2 separate regions of the Homo sapiens genome follow, and region 1 is linked to region 2. A link is a contact called in ENCODE Hi-C or POLR2A ChIA-PET data. All regions are on one chromosome and are shown on one strand. Each heading gives the region's core, a stretch centred on a gene start or an enhancer-like site at or near the end of the contact. The rest is flanking DNA. Distances are from core to core; before and after follow the strand shown. Region 1 holds the start of PELI2 (pellino E3 ubiquitin protein ligase family member 2). Region 2 holds the start of MGAT2 (alpha-1,6-mannosyl-glycoprotein 2-beta-N-acetylglucosaminyltransferase).

Region 1 (6,199 bases), core at 1,364-3,863, 6.5 Mb after region 2:
AGTTAACACCCCTCACCACTCTGCCATCCCCCCAGCCCTACCATTTGATACCATTTGAGAAGTGTTTTTACCTTTACTCATGTCTGTTTCCTTGAAATCAGAGAAAGCAACTGTGGGGACCTTGGGTACATAGAGTCTAGAAAAACAGACATAGTTTTGATGGGCTCATGCTGTGTTTCAAGAAAATTGAAAGTGTGAATGAGTTGCCAACAGTTAAAAATTGAGAGGTTTGGTGTAATCAGGATTTGAGGCTTTTAGAAAAATTACATCTAGCAAGAGTGAACTGTCATTGTCACATGGCAACAATCAGCTAGAGATGAGTGACAGATAAGCCCTGTAGACGGCACAGACCCTACCAATGTGCCACAGTCCTCACTCAGCCCATTTGCTCATTTGGATTTCCATGCCTGGTCCCTGTATGTATTCTTGACTGTGATCAATAGAATTGCTCTTACCAGTCAGAAGCTTTCAGGGCTCAGAGTGATTCACAGAGCTGATCTAGCCTTGAGCTGCCTAGGATAAAAAGCCTCCATTGACACAAAAACTCATTCACAACAACACTTCCTGTAAGTCAGTCTGATAAAGACAGACCTGATTAAGTACTATAAACATTCTCAAAGACATGTTGGGAGAGTAGAGAGACATGTCCCTCTGGAAGTCAGGGGTGCCACAGGCAGATAGCTAGACGGGGGGGCCTTGGAAGATTGGGATATCCTATGGGAAACTCTCAGCCTAGTGCTGGGAACTTAGTAGGAGGTTAATACATATTTCTTTCTATCTTCCTAAGAGCAGATGCGAAGCACAGCAAGGAGGAAATGCAGCCAGAACAGTATAATGCAATGCAACGCACACAGGCACAGCAGGCCAAGAGAGAAGGAAGGAGGTAATGGTAGCCTAGAGAGCAGAAGCAGCAACAGAGGAGGCCTAGAGAAGCTAGGGTGACAGAGGCAGGCATCATCGTAATCGTGACGGCGCAACTGCAGAATGATTCTGACAGATCTTTGATAGTCATACAATCTATGTGGTAAGTAGATGCACAGAGTACATGAAGACAACATTAATCCAGCAGAAATTTGAAAGAAATTTACATCAACACTGGGGAGGAGACATGATTTATCCCTTTAGTGAAGGAGTGCTGGTTAAAACTGTAACAGATTTTTTATTACATATAAAAAATATAGAGAATACGTAATATATGCAGAATAACTAATATTCATTTGAAATACAGAATTTCTATAGTTAGCTGAAATAAGTTAACTGTTTAATAAAGTTTATTTTTGGCTTACCAGTGGTGTGGCTTTAGTTACTTTGGAATAATTTATTTCTAAAACCTCAATTAAAAAAATCAGTTCCTAACTGAAGTAAAATTATCAGAAACATCATGTCACTACCGTAATAACCTGTCAGAGAATGTTACACAAGGGGTGCAGCACAGCGGAATGGAAGGTTACAGATGCAATTATTATTTTTTCTAGCCCTTTGCTTCGGGTCATAGCCAACCAGTCACTATACACAGGGTAGCTTCTGCAGTATTTATTTCTTTAAATATTTAACAGTGTTGAGAGGCAATGACTCGCAATAATATGTAGAGTTTCTAGCACATTATGAGTGCTTAATAAATGTTAGAACAATAAAATCCTGTATGATGAAAAACAGCAGTCAGTAAAACTATACAGTCTACGATATTTTAAAGCCATAGCAATAACTAGTTTAAAAAGAATAGAAAGCAAACAGTGCATTGATTAAATCACGGTCATAAAGGAACATTTACGTTCACTAAAAAGTCCACCCAGGTAATTTCCCCTTGTATGTATTAGGGGATGGAAAGAAGGCACAGGAAAAGTGGATAAAGTATGGATTAAAAAACAACTCTTCCCCCATCCCCCCGCCACCCCCCAAAAGCCAGGTGGAGCTCTATTGACCACAAGCCGGGGTAGCTACATCCAGTGCAACGGTGGGGTGCTCCAAGCGCCTTCGAAACGTCCTCTACGCCAGCACCAACTGGCAAAACCTTCTAATTTTCTAGACGCCTTTCTGCTTGGTTTTGGAAGGGGAGGCACCCAAGTGGGTGTGTGCGACACCTCTAGTTGTAAGCCGGGACACAGTGACGTCGAGAGAGCGCTATTCTACTCGGAGAGGAAGTTAATCCCATCGAACTCCAGCCAGGAAAACGTGGGCTTGGGAACCGCGGCCGCTCGTTTCCAGGATCTCCCGCGGGCCTTCGCGGCTGAAGAACCAGGCGGCGAGGGCTGAGGACCCCGCGCTCTAAGTTTGGGGAAGGAAGTGAGGAAAAAAAACAGAGCTGCTCCTTTAAGAACTTCCTTTCCCTTTTACTCTATGTTTACATAACACAGGGGCCGAGCCTCCGCCGGGCCGAGGGGGGCGGGGAGTGGGCGCGGACGGCCCCACGCGCCGGGGGAGGGGGCGCCCCGCGGGCCGGGGGCGGGCGCCTGGCTCTGCGTGGGGCGGGGCGGCTCCCACCTGCCCGCGCGCTGGCCCCCGCCTCCCCCGCGCGGCCCCAGCCTCTCGTGCGCCCGCTCCCTCCTCCTTCCCTCCCTCCCGCGGGGCTTCGGCGGCGGCGCTCAGCGCAGGCAGGTCCCCCTGCTGCCGGGTCCCATTTGTTGCCGGCTCTGACTCGGGGCGGCCGCGGCGCGCGGAGCTCCGGGGAGTCAGGCGGAGCAGCCGCGCAGCCACGACGGAGCAGCAGCGGGACTGGCCGCCCCGCGCCCCCTTCGCCGCCGTGCCCTTCCCCGGCGCGCTCACCCCGTTCTCGGGATGGGATTGTAGCGGCGGCGCGGACTCGGCGGGGATCGCGGCGGAGGCGGCGGCGTCGGCGGCGGCGTCGGCGGCCGAGCGGGGCTCCATGTTTTCCCCTGGCCAGGAGGAACACTGCGCCCCCAATAAGGAGCCAGTGAAATACGGGGAGCTGGTGGTGCTCGGGTGAGTCCTGGGGTCCCTGGTCCCGGGCAGCGGCGCGGGCGGGGAGCGCCCGCATCCTGGAGCGGGGCTGGCGGGGTGGCTCGGTGCTCTTTGGGGACCGCCGGGGCGCTCGGGGCGGCAGGAGAGGCTCTCAGGGCCCGGACGGCGGCGCGGGGGCGGGATGCGCCCCATCGGCGCGCGCTCGGGGTGCTGCGGCGGACGCCGGGCTGCGCTGTCCGCGCGGAGGACGCGGCGGAGGAAGTGGCCAGAACTCGGGCGACCCAGCGGGGGCAGCGCCGGGCACCGGGTCCGCGGCCGTATCGTGGGGGCGGGGGCAGGGGCTCCACTTCCCGCGCGCCGCGTCCGGGCCGGGGAGGGCGGGCAGGGACTCCATGTGAGGCGCCGCGGTCGCGGGCGCTTCGCGGGGTCGCTTCCCGAAGCTGAGAGGCCGGCCGGCGCGGAGCCCCGTCTTCCCACCTCCCTCGCGGACCGTGGTACCCGCGCCCCCGAACTCCGAGCGCGGCGCCGTGAGCTTGGGCCGCCGCGGGCTGTGGGATCCCCGGCTGCGCTTTGCAAATTGTTCCGATGACCGCCGCGGGCCGCCGCAGCCCGAGAGCAGTGAACTGTGTGTGACCCGGGCCGGCCGGCCCTCCGCTTCTCCCCGCTTGGAGTGCTCTGGAGGGGAGGGACAGGATGCGGCTGCTCGGGGCCTGGCACCGGGGCGCGGGCCGTATCCCCCCGGTCCCGGCCTCGCTGATGCCCTCCCGGCTGCGGGGAGCTCGCCAGCCTCGCCCGCCTCGGCTCCCTCTCTGCTGGTGAAAGCCGCATCTTGAAGATAGTAATTATGTACAATCGTTAAACGGCAGCAATTAGAGACTTCATCTACTTCCTGAGTTTCCTTGTGACATTTCTATTGTTTACCCTTAATAAGCCAGGAGAGAGGCTTTGCGGGCTTAAAACTGGATATAGTGGGCAGTGAAAGGGGAGGGGGAAGGGGGAAGTGCAGGAAACTGGGGGGAAGGAACAACTTGGGTTTAGTGTTGAAGAAAGGATTATTTTTTCCTTTGGATGTGTCGCTCTGGGAACCCGCGCTTTTGTCCTTCTGCGTTGAAAGACCTGTATTCAGAACATCCTCGGCGCTGATAGGTAGGCTTAGCACACATATGAGGAGTCATGGCTGTGGGAAGACTCAGGGAACTTTGCAAAACGTGTTTTGATAAGTGAGTGCCTTGAAGTAAGTGCTGACTTAAAAATAATTTAAAGAGAGGAGTTTTTGAGGGAAGCTTCCAGACACCGCACAACTCAAAGCTTCCCAGTCTTCCTGACTTTGTTGCTAGTGCATTAAGTGGGGGTGGTATTGGAAATCTCATTACCTATTTTGAAGCTGTTTGCAGATAAGTGTTTTTCTCACCTACATCTTAATTGCACTTCAAAGACAAATATCAGGGTTCACAGGAAGGCGGGAGGAATGACAGGAGAAAAGCCGCAGTTTAGTCTGTCTTATGTAACTTCAGCCCAACCTAATCTTGTGGAGTTTGGTTTTGTTTGTGTGGCTGGCTTCAGTGTGTTTAACACTGTGAACTTGACGCGGAAGATTAACGTATGCCAGAACTTTATTTCATTATTTCCTTTTGAGGAAATCATTGTTGAGATGTTTCAGAAAAGCAGCGAGTGGGCCTGGAGAGGTTTTGTGTTCATAGCTGGAAGTGCAGGGCATTCCGAAGCCACGGAAAGGATTGAAACCCTGGATTGTCCTAGTATCATAGTCTCACTCCACAGGAGCCCGGGATATAACGTTGCAGTTGCATATGGTCTGCCCTTTGCTAATGCTTTTCCAGGAGACCAAAGTATGACATAGTTGGCACTTAGGGGGCGAGACACTCAACCGTCGTTTGTGTACCTACTCTGTGCCTGTGCTGTTTAGGCATTGCTGATGCAGTGAGAACAGGGAACTTTCCTTTTAGAGTGGAGTGACAGGCATAAACAGAAAGAAACATGCAAATAGAGGAGTAATAAGTGACAATTTCAGGTGCAGCCAAGTTCTGAAGAGGAGTTGATAAACTTGGAGAGTGACTGCTTAGGTGGGTATTGGTTTCTTCGGCTGGAAGGTGAGGGAAGTTCTCTCTGAGGAGGTGAAATGTGAGTAGAGGATGCTAGTCTGGTTTTTGAATACTTGAATTGTGGTATTTTTCTTTTTTCGAGGGTAGGTTTCTGACTGTTTACCAATGTTGAACACATTGAAGAGTGCAGGTGAAAGAGTGACTAGGTAGGAAGATTTTTAGAGAGAACCTTATTCATATTCCACCCTTAGGATTTGAGACAGTGTACTTCATCTTAAAACAACAATAACATTCACATAGAATTAATATCATCTTTATGATATTATCTTTATGTCCTCTGGGGTATAAATATTGGAAAACAGAAAATTTCAAGTAGATTTTCTGAATAATGAGATGATTCCTGAGATCTAAAAATGCCTAATATTTGGTATTGATAGAAGCTTTGCTTGTCAAATTCAGTGCTTTTTTTTTTTTTAATGGTTATGTGACTGTCCTTTTTGCTCACTTTCGAATGTCATAGTGAAACATTACTAGGAAATCCTGGAGAGCAGAATGAAGAGCTGATAGATGTCTATATCCATATCTAAATACTTCTATATCTTTTTGTGTGTTACACAGTATTATTAAGAGATTCCACATAGCTAGGATTTTAGTGAGCTCATCACTTTCTGGGCTGATTAGTGGAATTTAATTATTTCATGATTCCAGCCAGTTAATGTATCATAGCCACAACTCTTTGTTGTGTCCACTACTTAACTGAAGGTAGAGAAAAATGACTGGTCTAACCAGCAGGTCTTTTTGCTATAATTTTAAACTTACGTTTTAAGGTTAGGGAAGTGGCTCAGGATTTGAGAGGCAGTTTGGTATAGTGGGAAGAACATGCATTTACAGGTGGGTGACCTGAATAAGCCCTTCTCTCTTGCTGACTGGCTCTGTGACTTTGGCTTAATTCCTCCTCCTCCTCTCTGTTTCTTTATCAATTTGCAAAATATGATTGGATTAGGTAGGCTTCAAGAGCCCTTCCTGGTCTGTGCTCAGTAATTCTGTTCATTGGCGCAAATGTAGAAACTATTTAGTTACATATTCTAAGTTCCCTGACAGTTGTTTTAATAGCAGAAAAGATCAATGCTGTGGTTGTTTTTTATGAAGATGTGCGTAAAAACAGAATGTTTAAAAAAGTTGTAATGATATACATCTGTTTGACTCATTGGTGTTAGGTT
Region 2 (6,286 bases), core at 2,945-5,444:
TCCCGAGTAGCTGGGATTATAGGCATGTGTCACCACACCCGGCTAATTTTTGTATTTTTAGTAGAGACAGGGTTTCACTATGTTGACCAGGCCGGTCTCAAAACTCCTGACCTCATGATCCGCCCTCCTCGGCCTTCCAAAGTGCTGAGATTACAGGCAATGAGCCACCACGCCTGGCCATCTAATTTTTGTATAGTAGAGACAGTGTTTCACCATGTTGGTCAGGCTGATTTTGAACTCCTGACCTCAAGTGATCCGCCCACCTCGGCCTCACAAACTGCTGGGATTACAGGCATGACCCACTGCACTCAGCCGTTCCAGGTGTTTTATAAGCAGCATTTAATCTTTAAAAATCACCCTACGAGAGAAGTACCATGAACCCAAATCAGATTTTAAGCCCAGGCTACTGTATTCTAGTTAATTTACTTTTGGTCTTTAAAACCAAGAATTCCCTAAGTATTTTAGGATTTTCTAAACTTGTAGGTTGGTGAGGGATTGTCCATAAATATTACAAAATAGCTGAATTAAAACATTCTTTAAAAAGTGATGGTAGGCCAGGTGAGGTGGCTCATGCCTGTAATCCCAACACTTTAGGCTGAAATGGGTAGATAACCTTTGAGCCCAGGAATTTGAGACCAGCCTGAGGAACAAGGCAAAACTCCGTCTCTATAAAAAATACAAAAATTAGCCAAGCATAGTGCTGCATGCCTGTAGTCCTAGCTACAGCTACTAGGAAGGCTGAGGTGAGAGGATAGCTTGAGCCTAGGAGGCCAAAGCTGCAGTGAGCTGTGAGTATGCCACTGCACTCCAGCCTGGGCAACAGAGCGAGACCCGTCTCCAAAAAAAGGAAAAAGTGATGGTGATGTATTTAAAAATAAACTCGTATACATGATTTTTACATTTTTTTTTACAATCAAATGCAGCTATAATAGTCAGTTATTGGGATTATGTGCAAACCATCTGTTACTCCTACACACCCTAGCCCTTTGCATTCCTCTAACTACTGTCATTCCCATGTATCTTAGTCAACTTAAATTCATATACAAAAGGCAGAATTTGACCTCTTATAACCCCTACCTTTTCCCAGTTTTTCACTTGATACTGAACTTTTCTTGCCTTTCATAATTACAAGGCTCAACTTTTTTCATTGTGAATTTCAACCTTCTTGTTTTCAGTCATAACTCCTAAACCTTCCTAACTGTCAAGTTCTGGCCAAGCACAGTAGCACACTGTAATCCCAACCCTTTGGGAGGCTGAGATGGGAGAATTGCTTGAGCCCAGGAGTTGAGACCAGCCTAGGCTCAAGAATTGCTTGAGCCCAGGAGTGAGACCCCATCTTTAAAAAAAAAAAAAAAGAAATAAAATTAGCCAGGCAAATTCGCCAGGCATGGTGGTACCCAACTACTCCAAGGCTAAGGCAGGACCTACAGAGCTACAGAGCCTGAGAGGCCACAGTAAGCCATGAATGTGCCACTGCACTCCAGTGCGGGTTACAGTGACAGATTGTCTCAAAAAAAAATTTTTTTTTGAGTACCTCCCAGAGTGTTCTAAGAGGTTCAAAAAACAGTTTATGCTATCTTGGACTTTCACTAGATTGAGAACTTTAGTGTGAAGTCAATTTTGAACTATCCTTTTATATTCAAGGCCACAGTCTCTAACAGTACTGTCCAAAAGAACTTTCTGCGGTGGAAATGTTTTACATCTGTGTTGTCCAATAAACTAGCCACACGTGGCTGTTGAGTACTAAATCTGACTAGTGTAACAGGAAACACATTACCTGGCTAGCGGCCCCTACTAGACAGAATATTTGGTCAGCTCTTACTATCCCCCAACTTCCATCCTTTGCCCAACCCAGCCTGCTATACACAAGCCTAGCGTTATCTTGTTCCTTCTCTTGCAAAATCTTAAAGATCCTTCTAAGCTGCTCAATGTTTATGAATTCATTCAACATTTGAAATTGACCAGAAAACAAAAAGTAGTAAAGTAGTATTTTCCCTTCATACATATATAAACTTGTTAGTAAAGTTTGAGGTGGGACTACACTAAACATGGAATTCTATTTATAAGTAAAAACCACAAAAAGTTTGCGTAAGAATATCACTGTATTTATTTTCCCTCGGGTAACTTTTCTATGGCTTCACCATTTTCTCTTCAAAATTGAAGAAAAATATCCCAAAGTTTAGAACTGGATCACTTGGCCCTTTCTCTTCTTATCTCCTCCCAGTTCAAAATGCTTGCATCTCTTAATGGCCAGCATCCTCTTGGATCTGCAGTTAGGCTCAACACATTCCAGCCTTAGCACAATCTTCTTTGTGGTCTTAGCCTTCTTCCGGAAAATTGGCTTTGTCTGCCCACCATAGCCACTCTGCTTCCGATCATAGCGCCTCCTTCCCTGGGCATACAAAGAATCCTTGCCCTTCTTATACTGTGTCACTTTGTGAGGCTGATGCTTGCCACACTTCTTACAGAAGGTTCTTCGGGTTTTAGGTACGTTGACCATCTTTGCAGCAGGGCTGTTTTGTCTATATGATGAAAACTGTAGTAAAATATTTAAAATAAGATAGCAGACGTTAAACATTCCGAAAAGTGAAAGTGCTATACAAGTATATACAGGAAAACCGTACACATAAATGAGTAATATATAAATCCACCACGTACTCTTTTTCCATATGAATAAACGCACATACAAGTACATACCTTTTTGAAACACTTCGTTTAAATTACTGGAGGACTAATTTGTCGACCTAAAGAACTGAGGCAAGGCCGAGCACGGTGGCTCATGCTTGTAATCCCAGCACTTTGGGAGGCCGAGAAGGGCGGATCACCTGAGGTCCGGAGTTCGAGACCAGCCTGACCAACATGGAGAAACCCCGTCTCTACTAAAAATACAAAATTAGCCTGGCGTGGTGGTGGTGCATACCTGTAAGGAGAATCGCTTGGGCGGGGTGGGGAGGGGCGGAGGTTGCCGTGAGCCGAGATCGCACCATTGCACTCCAGCCTGGGCAACAACAGCGGAATTACGTCTCAAAAAAAAAAAAGAACTGAGGCACAATTCATATAAGTAGAATGTTTATTTGGGGCAAGTTTGAGGATTGCAACCCAGAGCACAGATTCAAAATGCCCTGAGTAGCAGCAGTTGCAAGTGGGTTTTTAGAGGAAAAAATGGCAGTTCCTAAATTGTCTACCAAGAATTTACATTAAAATAACACAAGCGATTGATTGGCTATACATCATTCTTTTCATGACAAATTCCAGGAACGCGGACATAATGGGTGAAGCAGCTAGTCAGGAATAAAATGCCAGGCATTAAGTGGGGAGGTGTCTGAAGTCCCATACTGCTGTCTCTCTGGGCCCGGCAAATTTTGCACATCTCAAATAATTAACAATGCTCCGAGCCATTCTTCTTTTCTCATATAGAACAAGACTCACGAAAACCGACAGCAGCAGCTTTAGGAGGCCCAATACAGTCCGTTTTCCGTACGAAATGAGTTTAATTTATTGTGACTGCTCCAAAAGAAAAGTGCGGTTCATCTAATTTTCTTCCGAAAAGGAAGTTAAGGACCAGAGTTTCTTTGACCCCCTTCCCCCCACCCACCTCCTCCATTTTCCAGCTCTAGAGAATGGCTGGGGCAGCGCGCGACGTTGTAGCTACGGTTACGACCCGCCCCGTTCCTTCTACGAGAACCACATCAGCGTAGTATCACTTTTCCCCTCCGAAGCACAGTCACCCGTCAGCAGCCTCGAGGGCTGACGTGTCCTTATCAAGCCGGCGCGCCCCGCGATTCTATAGCCGCCATGCCTGAGACCTTTTTCCTGAAGGGAGAAGCCTGCTCTCGAACTAAGGCCGGCGAGGGCCATAGGTCTCGCCTTCCCTTTCCTAAGAAGGCCTAGTCCTACCCAGGATTCTGAGCAAGGGAGGCTCCTATTGGAGCCGCTACAGCCTCGTTCTTAGCTTACCGAGAAACAGCGCCCGACACCTGGCCCTTCGCAGCTCTCGCCTTTCGCAGCTCTCGCCTAACAGGAAAGGGAAGAAACAGGCGGAAGTGGGAACTGCACCTGAGCGACAGTACTGCAAACCAATAGGCAGCCGGCCACGGCGGTCAGGCGCCTTCGGTCGCGTCTGGAAAGCACCAACCAACGGTCTAAGGGGCGGGCCGGAGGGGTGTGGGCCGGAGGGCCGCGGTGTGCCGCGGGGCAGTTGCGGGTTGTCATAACGGTCCCCGCCGGAGTGAGGCGAGGCCGCGTCGCTCAGTTCTGGCCGTCTAGGGCCCCTGTAAGGATGAGAGCGCAGAGGACGCAGGGCCGCTGGAGGCGCAGGTAACGAAGCTAGGGTGCGGTTGGGACCGCGGCTGAGCTTTTTCCGGGACCCGTGGTGCTGAATGGAGAGGACGGAGACGAAGCCGAGCCGCGGCTCCTAGCGGCGGCGCCGATGCTCGAGCTGTAGCTGCCAGGCGAGGATGTGTGGAGCGCAGGCGGCGCGGGGTAAATGAGAGGTCTCGGGCCCCAGGACCCCCGGGGCCCGGGATGAGTTAGCGAGGGCAGCCGCGGGGGCCAGTTCCGACCGTGACAGGCCAAGGCGACGGCCGCCGCCCGCCCGCCCCTTCCGTGCAGAAGCAGCTGCTCCTTTCCGCGCCCGCCCGCCTGCGCTCCCGGCCCTGGAGACCATGAGGTTCCGCATCTACAAACGGAAGGTGCTAATCCTGACGCTCGTGGTGGCCGCCTGCGGCTTCGTCCTCTGGAGCAGCAATGGGCGACAAAGGAAGAACGAGGCCCTCGCCCCACCGTTGCTGGACGCCGAACCCGCGCGGGGTGCCGGCGGCCGCGGTGGGGACCACCCCTCTGTGGCTGTGGGCATCCGCAGGGTCTCCAACGTGTCGGCGGCTTCCCTGGTCCCGGCGGTCCCCCAGCCCGAGGCGGACAACCTGACGCTGCGGTACCGGTCCCTGGTGTACCAGCTGAACTTTGATCAGACCCTGAGGAATGTAGATAAGGCTGGCACCTGGGCCCCCCGGGAGCTGGTGCTGGTGGTCCAGGTGCATAACCGGCCCGAATACCTCAGACTGCTGCTGGACTCACTTCGAAAAGCCCAGGGAATTGACAACGTCCTCGTCATCTTTAGCCATGACTTCTGGTCGACCGAGATCAATCAGCTGATCGCCGGGGTGAATTTCTGTCCGGTTCTGCAGGTGTTCTTTCCTTTCAGCATTCAGTTGTACCCTAACGAGTTTCCAGGTAGTGACCCTAGAGATTGTCCCAGAGACCTGCCGAAGAATGCCGCTTTGAAATTGGGGTGCATCAATGCTGAGTATCCCGACTCCTTCGGCCATTATAGAGAGGCCAAATTCTCCCAGACCAAACATCACTGGTGGTGGAAGCTGCATTTTGTGTGGGAAAGAGTGAAAATTCTTCGAGATTATGCTGGCCTTATACTTTTCCTAGAAGAGGATCACTACTTAGCCCCAGACTTTTACCATGTCTTCAAAAAGATGTGGAAACTGAAGCAGCAAGAGTGCCCTGAATGTGATGTTCTCTCCCTGGGGACCTATAGTGCCAGTCGCAGTTTCTATGGCATGGCTGACAAGGTAGATGTGAAAACTTGGAAATCCACAGAGCACAATATGGGTCTAGCCTTGACCCGGAATGCCTATCAGAAGCTGATCGAGTGCACAGACACTTTCTGTACTTATGATGATTATAACTGGGACTGGACTCTTCAATACTTGACTGTATCTTGTCTTCCAAAATTCTGGAAAGTGCTGGTTCCTCAAATTCCTAGGATCTTTCATGCTGGAGACTGTGGTATGCATCACAAGAAAACCTGTAGACCATCCACTCAGAGTGCCCAAATTGAGTCACTCTTAAATAATAACAAACAATACATGTTTCCAGAAACTCTAACTATCAGTGAAAAGTTTACTGTGGTAGCCATTTCCCCACCTAGAAAAAATGGAGGGTGGGGAGATATTAGGGACCATGAACTCTGTAAAAGTTATAGAAGACTGCAGTGAAAATCACAGTTACAAAAGCGACAGTCTTCTATTTTTGATATTTGTCCAAACAGGACATACAATTGAATAAAAGAGTTTAGGAACTGGTTTCTGCTTTAATACAAAAACAAAATCTTGTAAAAGGTGTCCAAATACATAGTAATCTTTTCCAGTTATGTCTGATTAAGATTTAAAACTGAAGGTTTCATTTTGGGAGTAGGGTTTTAAAGCTCAATCTGTTATCTGCTAAAATTGATTATTGTTGATATGAGAGAAGAGGGGAAATTTTATTTAAATTG

Evidence for each region. A loop is a pair of places that touch in the nucleus more often than their neighbours do. ChIA-PET counts read pairs that join two places held with the same protein, here RNA polymerase II (POLR2A). Pooled maps may share reads with other maps.
Region 1: a loop to region 2 is called in a pooled map, with 4 times the contacts of the local background. The contact joins the promoter of PELI2 here to the promoter of MGAT2 in region 2. A Hi-C loop is called at or near these places in 3 of 50 pooled maps. POLR2A ChIA-PET finds 5 or more read pairs at or near these places in 2 of 52 experiments (CD4-positive, alpha-beta T cell and naive thymus-derived CD4-positive, alpha-beta T cell).

Annotation. Positions count from the first base shown.
Region 1 is chr14:56,115,798-56,121,996 of GRCh38, forward strand. PELI2 (pellino E3 ubiquitin protein ligase family member 2) reads left to right here and starts at 2,614. Exons shown (of 6, transcript NM_021255.3): 1 at 2,614-2,940. The coding sequence starts at 2,864. RefSeq lists an enhancer at 2,002-2,241 and silencers at 2,372-2,431, 2,472-2,731, 3,022-3,091.
Region 2 is chr14:49,616,605-49,622,890 of GRCh38, forward strand. It overlaps MGAT2 (alpha-1,6-mannosyl-glycoprotein 2-beta-N-acetylglucosaminyltransferase), which reads left to right and starts at 4,195. Exons shown (of 1, transcript NM_002408.4): 1 at 4,195-6,286. The coding sequence starts at 4,665. The coding sequence ends at 6,008. RPL36AL (ribosomal protein L36a like) reads right to left here and starts at 4,022. Exons shown (of 2, transcript NM_001001.5): 1 at 3,958-4,022; 2 at 1,926-2,536. The coding sequence starts at 2,500. The coding sequence ends at 2,180. RefSeq lists enhancers at 3,797-3,906, 4,295-4,845 and silencers at 4,067-4,276, 4,577-4,686.